Regions from separate parts of the Homo sapiens genome. Here region 1 is linked to region 2. Evidence: chromatin contacts called from ENCODE Hi-C or POLR2A ChIA-PET data. All regions are on one chromosome and are shown on one strand. The core of a region is the stretch at or near the end of the contact, and the rest is flanking DNA. Distances in the headings are between cores, read along the strand shown. Region 1 overlaps LOC101929770 (a long non-coding RNA gene). Region 2 has its middle 230 kb from the start of MIR4642.

Region 1 (4,866 bases), core at 1,450-3,949, 73 kb after region 2:
ACAAGCAACTTTCCGGGCATCTGCTATGTGCTGTCCACAGGATGGCGAGGGGGTAAGGAGACCACTTAATGCATGTGTGCCAGCAGCAGGGCAGCAGCAGGGGTTCAGGGGCCATTTGTAAGGTTTACTTCCTGGCTTTGTGGAAGAGAAGAGACACTTGAAGAAGGAAGAATGACTATGAGGTTTTCAGTTGGAGCAGTGGGTAGTAAGAATAAAAATAATATCAGTATTGCTCTTGTTATCATTTATTAGACATTTACTCTGTAAGACCTGCTGTCACCCCACTGAATCCTCAGAACCCTGAGAGGCTCATATTAAAGTCCTCAATTTGCAGTTAAGAAAAACTACAGCTCAAGGGGGTTGAGTCATTTGCCCACAATCACCCAGCTGGTAAATGCAGAGCCAGAATTAAACCCATGCTGCCTGACCCCTGAAGCCGGGACACCTGCTCAAATAGCTTGCTGGAACAGGTGATGGGAAAGCAGACAAGAAGAGTGGGTTAGGCCGGGCTAAATTTGAGGATCCCGTGGAACAGTCCGGCAGAAATACAGGTCCAGGTTGGAGTTGGGCATCCGAGAGGGATACGTGGATTGGGGTCACCTGCTAAAGGGATATTGAAGCATGTCTGTTTACTGCCAAAGTCTCTCTTTGGGACACTGAAACTCTGTGTGTAGAGAGTGGTGCAGGAGGACTAGGTGGAAACCTGGGGCAGTTAGTGGTTACAGGCAGGCAGAAGGCAACTGGGGCTCTGTTTACAATGGGCAGGTCTATGCAATCCCACCCCCAAAGTCTGAAGAAGCTGAGAGGCTGAAGAAAGAGGCTGACAAATCCAGTTTCTTAGAAACATTTAATAGAGACTTAAGAAAACAAACCATGTTTATGTCTCAGGTGGCAGTGAGAGGAGATGGTGGATCCACGTGCCATTACCCTCCAGACCCAGGGCTTATATACCACAGGGGAGGGGTGGTTCAGAAGGGAAGTGTAGGACAGTTGAAGTATGATAACATCAAGGTTGACCTAAGGGCAGGATTTATAGTAAGTACTTGCTCTTACACAAGGAACAATGGATATGCTGGAAATCTTAGAGGCCGTCCCAGAACTGCGGATAATCAGAAGTCAACATGGTGGGTAGCTTCCAAGATGGAGTTGCTTTGGCCTCCACAGGCTCTAAAGGCGGCTCTGGCCTTACTTGCGGCAGAGGAGAAGCCACACCACAGCAGAATGTTCCTGGCCTAGAGGCTGATACTATAACTCCCTAGTGAGAAAAAACAATCCCCATGGCCGACAAGGACATGGAGGACAGGTACATGTTCCTCTCCTACTATGCCTTCCAGGCACACTCATTCTCTCCAGGCCAGGACAGCAGCATCTGAATCAACCCTGCAGGTAGGCATTCCATTCAAACCCAGCATTTTCCTCTTCTAGGAACTTATTCTGAAGACATAATGAGGGATGCGTATGAGGATATGTATCACAGCATTACTTCTATTTGTGAAAAATCACAGATCATATAAATATCCCACAGGAAAGGATAGATTACATCATTAAATACATGCTGATAGTAAAATCAAATTGTAGATTAATATTTATGGCCAACATTTTTGACATATTATTACATTTTAACTGGCAGGCTACAAACAGTATGACAATTTTTTGTAATGAAAAGAATGGCTATGTGTACATATTTCATAGGAAAACACTAAGTGTGCATGCCAGGAGGTGAAGAGGATTCTTTTCGGGTTGAGGAATTGTGTGAGTGGGTTTTCCCTTTTTTCTTTTTTCAGATATTGCAAGGTTGGTTTGTTTTTACATCGAGTATATATTAGGTTTGTAATTTGAAAAAAGAATTCTTTATGTAAGGGTTACTCATGAATAATATTAGCAAATGCTTGCCTGGTGCTTATTTTATGCCAACCTCTGTTCTGAGTGCTTTTCATGGATTAAGTGATTTAACCCTCACGAGAATTTAGACACGGGAACCATAGCTCAGGAGGGCTGGGCAGGTTGCCCAGGTCAGCAGAGTTGGTATGTGGCAGAGCTAGAATCTGAAGCCAAGCCATCTGCCAACAGGGTCCATGCAATTAACCACTGCACCACATTATTACTCCCCAGTGGAAAAAGACAATCCCCATGGCCAACAAGGACATGCGTGGAAATGCATGTGTTCCTCTCCTGCTATTGGTAGCAGAGGTTCCCTTGATACACCTTGATCCCAAGTGCTCCATGATGGTAGTGCTCAGGTACTATATTCAGTGAATGAATGCAAGTGACAGGTTCCACTTGTCCCCCAGGATCTGAAAAGACAGTCCAGCTTTTGCTAGATTTTGAGCATGACCATGATGGGACTCAAGGAACCTTCCCTCCCTAACTTGGCAGTGGGTGACTTGACTTCCTCACATGCTCTGGAGGATGGTTTTCCACTGAGAAACCTGTCCTGTCTTCTACTTTTCTGGGAGGGTAGAGGATGGCTCAGGGTATCATGGCTCTATCCCCATCGAAGGGGGCAGAGGGGATTCACCAGCTGTGGTAGGTCATTGCTTTGTGGCATTCAATGAACTATGTCTCTTAGAAGTCACACTTTTGTGTGGTCGCTCCTGCATTGACTCTGGAGTTTGCCATGTGGCTTTCTTTGGCCAAAAGGATATTAACAAGCATGATCCAAGCCGTGGCTTTATGAGTGCTTGCGCACTAGGCTTGTCTTCTTAGAACAGTTCCTCTTGGAACCCAGCCACCCTGCTGCTAAAAGGAAGTCCAGACTAGGCCAGTGGATAATGCAGGGACATGGGAGAGAAGCTCTGGAGGATAAGAGGCCATCTTGGACATTCCAGCTTCAAACAAGCTTCCAGATGAAAGCAGCTGCTAAATGAGCCCTGCCAAACCACCCAGCTGAATCCAGTCAACACAGATTCATGAGAAATCATAAATCGTTGTTATAAGCCACTAAATTGGTAGTTTGTTCTGCAGCCACAGGTAACTGAAATACTAGTCTTCTTTTCCTGGACACGCCTGAAAACAGATCCATATATACTTATTAAGTACCCACTGTGTGCCCAGCCCTGTTCTAGGCACTATGGGATAATCATGAAAGGATTCTAAGAAATGAGAATCTGAGGAGACAAGACTGCTACAGGAAGTAAATCTGAAGAAGAATTATGGCTAAACTGCTGCATAGTAAGGAAAGGCGACTGATTTCCCCAACCCAGCCCCCAACATTTCACCTCACAGCAAAGCTGTTGTGGCTGATAAATTTGGCAAACAGGGGTGGCATTGTTGGATACATTGATCTTTTACTTTATTATGATGATGGTTTTGGGCACCTCGGGCCCCCAGCTTTGTTAAATGCTGTTCCTATGGCAGGACAGTATTCTCCATGCACTTAAAGGGGAACCATTTGTGTGACCTTCAGATCAAAGAAGGTAGATGAGATGGAGAATTGAGTGGCCTACTCAGCCGATGGACTGTGACACACCATCATTACTCTTTAATGGGTGGGAGGGGGTCTTGCTAGTGCATCTGCTTGGCTCTGGCTAGGACTGGCCTGCTCACAACTTCATGAATATTCAGTTGCTCCATGAAGGTCCACTGCCTAGAACATTGGAGCAACCCGGAGGGTCATCTGGTCTGATGTTCTCACTGTTGAAAGGAGGAAACTGAGGCCCAGAGGTGAGAAGGGCTCGCTGGAGGGCACACAAGATTTATAGCTCCTCCATCACTGGCGCTGGTGTTAGCCACAGCTCAGCTGTGGTTTGCAGATCCTCTGAGACCCCAAATCCCATGCTCTTTCTCTTACTGCCCTCCACCCTCCTGCTCGGGGCTTGCTTTGGTGGCCAAGCAACCAGGGAACTGAGAAAGTCCACCCAGTTGCAACAAGGCTATATACATTAACCTCTGCTTCAGACAGTATACATGAAACTGCAAAAGTGTGCAGAGACACAGTTCCACTTAAAGCATTTAAAGGTGTCCTGAGGGGAGTGCTTGGGAAAGCAGGCAGACAGCCCATCATTTCACTTTCTCTCTTAGTTTGATTTTCAGTGTGGGTTTTGCTTCTAAGGGGCCATACCTCATACTGCACACTTGAAGGAATGCCAGTTGTGCTTGAAACCCTACACATTCCTGAGCAGCCCCTTTTCCCATCTGGGCCAGTGCAGGTGGATGGCAGGACCCCTGGCCTCAGGAGCCTTGCTGCTGACACTGGCCCTGAGAAGCCTGTTCATAGGGCCTTGTGGAACTGGCCACTTCTTTTCTTTGTTTCTTGATTTTTTTTCACTGAGACCAGATGAGGAGAGCCAAGACTATGGGTAAATTCCACGAATCAAAGATACATCTGGAATCTGCTGGGGAGCCTGGGAGGCTGTTCAAGCCAAGGCATCATCATTTCTCAAATTGGGAAAACACAGGCATGGAGGGGCAAAGGGGTTTTCCCAAGGCCTGGGGCTGGTGGGCTCGATGCCAGGAGAAGACTCAGGGACGATGCTTTCGGCTGGAGGACAGGATGAGTCAGGCCCCCAAGGTGTTTTCCCCACATGGTTTCAGTTCTTAGGTCAGGGTCTTGGCACCTGAAGGAAAACCTGGTCTAGGCCATGTGGAAATCCCGAGCTGCTGCAGCATCTCACTCCGATCGGGCATGTCTGGGAGGCAGCAGGTTGCAAATAAGTGATTTACAGCATGTTCCCTGATGTTTTACATTTTCATCATTTCATGTTGCAGTCCTATCTCCAGTAATGGTATCTGCAAAGGAGTGCAGCTCCCAGCCTGCTATCTGCAGGAGCCCGAGTGGGGAAGCCTGTGTAGTCTCAGGTCTCAGCCTTGACTTTCACGGTGTGACTGTGGTGTCTCAGGACTCTGCGACCCAGGATCATCATTGTG
Region 2 (5,017 bases), core at 123-2,622:
CCAGAAGGAGAAGGGGCTCGCTTATCACTCAGGAGAGCAGCGGGAGAGCTTAGGGCAGGGGCCTGGCTCCGAATGACCTTGGCTTTTCTGGCTGTTTTGTCTACTCTGCTCATCCGTCAAGGCTCAGCTCAAGTCTCCTATTCTCTGCCCACTCCATGCCACCTCCACCTCCATTTGCTGTGGTCTGACTGTCCGTGATCTGGCCCTGGTGTCAGGCTGTGGCTTGTGTTTTCCTGTAAGTCTCCTCTCCCTAATCAAATCATAAGCCCCTTAAGTTGTGGAAGAAGCTGGGTGAGTGGGCCCTGTCTTCTCTGTCTTCTGCCTGAATCCCATCATGACACTCAGCAAGTAGAAGTTCTCCATAACCTTTGGATGTGAAGTAATTGTGTGCTTGGGTTTTCTCTCTGTGGATGTGTTCTTGGTCAGGGATTTTTAAACTCACTTAAAATTCTGGGACATTGAAGGCCAGAGATGACAAGTACGTTTGAGGCAAGCATCATTTCCCTCTGATGGATTGCGTGTGACTGGAATCCTCCACTGAGTAGGCCCGGTATGTCTGGGCTCGGTGTGGAAAGGTGCTTAGCTCAATTAGCAACGCCTGTCTTCTTGAGCACAGAGTGGTAAGGAGTGGCAAGTGTGCCACAAATTTGCCATGCTTGATCTCATCCAACTGCTTCATCTTACAGTGGAAGAGACTGAGGTGCAGAGAGGGAAGTGACTTTATCCAAGGAAAATCAATTTCCTAAAAGGACTTTGCACTTCGGGCGGTGAGCTAACACATTGGCACCATTCAGAAGCAGCTGCCTAGAGCATGGTCTCCGTAAGACCATCTTCTGCTTCCCTTTGAGGTGGTGGATTTTGACATGGGAAGACATATTAGGAAAAGGCATGAGTCAGATCTTCTGAAGCCGCTAAAGAGCATATTAAGCCACCGACAGCTTTTTCTGATTTTTGGTTTTCTTGCAGTAGTTCATCTGTTTTTCTTTTCTTTTTTTTTTTTTTTCCTTTTTAATGTAAACAGACTTTCTCCTTTGTAGCCAGCCAAGTCTCCCCGGTGAATTTGTTAGAGTAGGACAACTTTTATGACTTCACAACTGAAAGAATCGTAAAAAGCAACTGGATGTCATAAGAATTGGTGCTGCTCCTTCTGAGATCAGGCCCCAAGGTTTGAGCTGAGACTTGGCTCTCCTTGTTGCTTGGAATTGGCCACACCATGTCACATTGCTTAGAGTCTACTTAGCATTTCCTTCGTTCTGAATTATTTTCGCATTGATTGTTTAAACTAGCCCCCAGTAGACAGTGAACTCCTCTAGGGCAGGGACCGTGACTTACTTATTAAGTCACATCTCTCCCACAGCCCAGCAGACTACCTTGAACTCTGCCCATTCACCAGTTCATTCACTCACAGATGGCTGCATGCAAAAGCCATTTGTGGAATGCCTACCTTGTACTGCCAGAACTCATTAGGGAGAGAACTGCTTGGGCAAGATGGGTCATGCAGATAACATCAACTATTAAAATTCTCATGCAACAAGGATTCAGCCCAATGTGACTTTCCTTTGCACAGCTTGAGCTTTTTAGAGTGGTGAACACCACTGACACAGGCTTCCAGAGGGATCTGATTAAAGGGAAGATTGGGAAAAGCTGATGAGAAGGTGACAGCGATTCTTTGAGGAGAAACAATATCTTCAGCTTCAGAGTCCTAACTAGTCCTTCCCTTCTTTTATTCTTTTTCTTTCATTTAACATATTTTTTGTGAAAAAATATATATACAAAAGTAGAGAAACTAGTATAACAAGCTCCACGACCCATCAATTATCTTTAACTCATGACCAATCTTGTTTCTTCTTTGTTTTACTCCCTGCCCCTGCCCTGGGTTATTTTGAAGCAAAGCGCAGATGTCAGATATCATTTCGCTTATATGTTTCAATATGTGTCTCTAAATGGGAATTTAAAAAAGATATTCATGATGCCACTATATATCTAAAATATTAGCAATGAACCCTTTAATAGTATCAAGTATACAGTTCTGTAATTGTCCCATAAATATTTCTTTTTTTATTTTTAAACAGTTTATCTATTTGTTTCAGTATCCAGATAAGGTCCATACATTGTGATTGGTCAGTATGTTTCCTAAGCCTCTTTGAATTTACAGCAGGAGCTTTTAACTAGGGGCAGTTTTGCTCCTAAAGGGGTAACTTGACAATGTCTGGGGACAATTTTGGTTGTCAAAACTGGGTTGGTGGGGAGTGTATCTAGTGGGTAGAAGCCAGGGATGCTGTTAAGCATCCTATCATGCTCAGGACAGCCCCCGAGACCCCTAACAACAAAAAATTATCCAGCCCCAATGACAAGGGTGTTGAGGTTGAGAACCCTGACCTAGAGGTTCCACCCCCTCTCTCTTTTCCTTGCAATTTATTAGTTGAGGAAAATAGAGTTTGTGCAGTCCCACAGAGTTCCCCTATGCTGGATTTTGCTCCTTGTGTGCCAGTGGTGCAATCTAACATGTTCCTGTGAGCTCTGTATTTCCTGTAACTGGGTGGTTGGAATGTTCACATTTTTCTCAAGGTGGCTCCTGTGCCCGTGCCACTCACAAATACAGGTATTTTCCTAGTGGGTGCGCTACTGCCTTCAGCTGGGTCCTCGTGTTGACCTGCCTTGTAGACAGGGCACACCTGCGGGAAACGTCACGCATCAGAGGAGAAGCACTTCCCCGGGCCCGGGCTCTGTCCTGGTGGCCCCATTTGGCCTCCCTGTGTGTCCTTCTTCCAACTGGGCTAGTCGTCCTCCAGCTTAAGCAAAACATCTGTCCTTTTGTGGTTTTCAATTTGACACTAAGAAACTTGACATTTACACAGATGCAAGTTTTCAAAGCAGGTTCCAGGAATTAAAGTTATTCTTAATCAAATTAGCCCTTGAAACAATCCGGAAGCTCTTGAGTCTGCAGCTGGCGTGCTGTCCATCCACACTCCCCAGATCTACAGGGGGCAATTCACACACAGCCCTTGCAGCGGCCCCCATGGCTTGTCCAAAAGCCAAATTCCTGCCATTCCAACGGTTGAGGACAAAAACCACAGAGACAAAGGTAGAGAACAAGACTCCTGCTTGTCAAGGAAAACAGCTCAGAGCCCTGCAATTTAATTTTTAAGACAGGCGAGGCCCTCACCCAATAATTGGGCATAAAGTAAGACACACAGTCAGCAGCAAGAGGTGAGAATTCACAGCAGAAAGAGTGGAGGGACCATTTCAAAGCCCCAGTGGTCTGCGCCTATTTAGGGCAGAGATAAATAGCCTACTCAGCTCTGTAGCCCCTAGGGCTGTAATTATAATCACCATCATCAGTGTCCAGGACACGTGTCTAAGTCATCAAGAGCAAGACCGAAGGAAAGTTGGTGCTGAAATGATGGAGGGAGAACTGTTTATTGCCCACTGCTCTGGGCGCTGGGAGTACAAGGGGAAAAGACACAAGCCCAGCCTTCAAGAAGTTTATGTGGGCGAACAGGAAGGATTTCTGTGGGGTGAAATTCCATAAATGAGGGAGCACAGTAAGGTAGACCTAATGCAGCTTGAGAAAACTTCCAGGAGAAGCCGACAGCTGGGTTGCGCCCAAGAGGAACAGAAGTTAGCCAGGTAGAAGGGTGACAACAGGACTCTACAGTTCAGACCTGCAAGGGGCATGGCCTGGCTGGCAGGTGGGGCAGGAGAGTGTCCATGAGAATGTTCTGTGCAGCAAACCAAGCACTCGAAGTTTGTTCTCTGAGCTGAAGGGAGTTTTGAAGGTTTTAAGTAGGGGAGGGACATGATGTGATTTACATTTTGGAAAAGGTTAATCTGGCTGAAAGGATCAGGACAGGAGGGGGAGCAAAAGCAGGGCTCCCTTAGTGGTTGACAGTAACCCAGGCAAGCAAGGGAAGGGCCTGAAGGCAGTGGAGGTAAAGAGGAAGGGGCAAGGGACAATGGGATTATTGCAAGGCATCCCCCAGAATGCTATCCCCTACAGGGTCAAAGCCATCTCTCCGGGAGGAGACAGACTCCTGGTGCTATTAAGGTCACAGATAGGGAGCGATGCTCTCTGGATCCCAACCCAGCTCTGACTCCCAACACCAAACCAGTTCCAGGCTGGCAGGGCTGTCCTGCATTTTATGTCTTTGATGAAATTATGCCCAATGTGATATGTAATTTTTTTAAGGTAGGAAAGCATAATATGCTTTAGGAAGATTTCTATAAAACAATTAAAATATCAAAGAGTGCTTTCTCTGGAGAGAACCTGGTAAGTCATGAAGCTGGTGTCCCGATGCCAAGTGGTGACTGTAAAAGTATGTGTTCCAGCCACTGGGAACATGGGCTCCAAGAGAGGCCCCATCATTCAAGGTCTAGGGGGTGGCAGGGCGGGGTGGTGGTCCTTTAGAAGGGCTGTGTCTGACCTAGAGACCAACGGGGAGGTGAAAGATGAAAGGCTTTGAGAGAGAAGGACAGTGTGGGCAGCTTTTTAGAAAGGGCAGAGCCGGGCCCTGCTGCCATGGGAAGGGGCTCGCTGTGTTTACACGGTGACATCGGACCCACCACCAATGGCTCTTATTGAAAAGTGCGGTGGTCTCCACAGGAAGAGGAGAATGGTATGTTTCAGGCTTTCTCTCTCTCTCTCTCTCTCTCTCACCACCACCCCCCGCCCCACACACACACACATGCATACACATACACAGTCTTTTTAAATGTAAAGAGCAAGGGGAAAATGTCTATTTGCACATCTGGCTTGTTCTTTAAATAGCTCATTCCAAGAAAGAAATATGTTCTCCCTGCCTTAATTTATGTTTCTACCTTTTTCTTCCAATAGGCCTGCAGGAGGAAAGAGGGAGGGAGGGGAGGCCTGAGGCCTTGCAGGGATTCGGCAATGGCTTTGGTATGCTGCTGCCTACACAGCAGCATTTAACCCAATTACAGGATAATAAGGGCTCAGACAAATTATCTGCAAATAGATATGTCTATATGTAAACCCTCGTATTTGGAACATGCGTCT

Evidence for each region. Hi-C counts contacts between places; a loop is a spot of excess contacts on that map. ChIA-PET counts read pairs that join two places held with the same protein, here RNA polymerase II (POLR2A). Pooled maps may share reads with other maps.
Region 1: a loop to region 2 is called in a map of PC-3, with 3 times the contacts of the local background. The contact joins two enhancer-like sites. A Hi-C loop is called at or near these places in 3 of 168 maps with a recorded cell type or tissue (PC-3, chondrocyte and endothelial cell of hepatic sinusoid), 1 of 37 single-sample maps with no recorded cell type and 3 of 50 pooled maps. POLR2A ChIA-PET finds 5 or more read pairs at or near these places in 2 of 52 experiments (PC-3 and T-cell).

What each region holds. Positions count from the first base shown.
Region 1 is chr6:44,731,317-44,736,182 of GRCh38, forward strand. All of the region lies in intron 1 of LOC101929770 (a long non-coding RNA gene), which reads left to right. Among named protein-coding and RNA genes, the nearest start is that of MIR4642, 300 kb to the left of the region's middle. RefSeq lists enhancers at 4,302-4,391, 4,632-4,681. Within about 2 kb of position 2,700, at least 3 of the 41 ENCODE cell types and tissues checked have a DNase peak (open chromatin) inside an H3K27ac peak, as active enhancers do.
Region 2 is chr6:44,660,004-44,665,020 of GRCh38, forward strand. No RefSeq gene overlaps it. Among named protein-coding and RNA genes, the nearest start is that of MIR4642, 230 kb to the left of the region's middle. Within about 2 kb of position 1,373, at least 4 of the 41 ENCODE cell types and tissues checked have a DNase peak (open chromatin) inside an H3K27ac peak, as active enhancers do.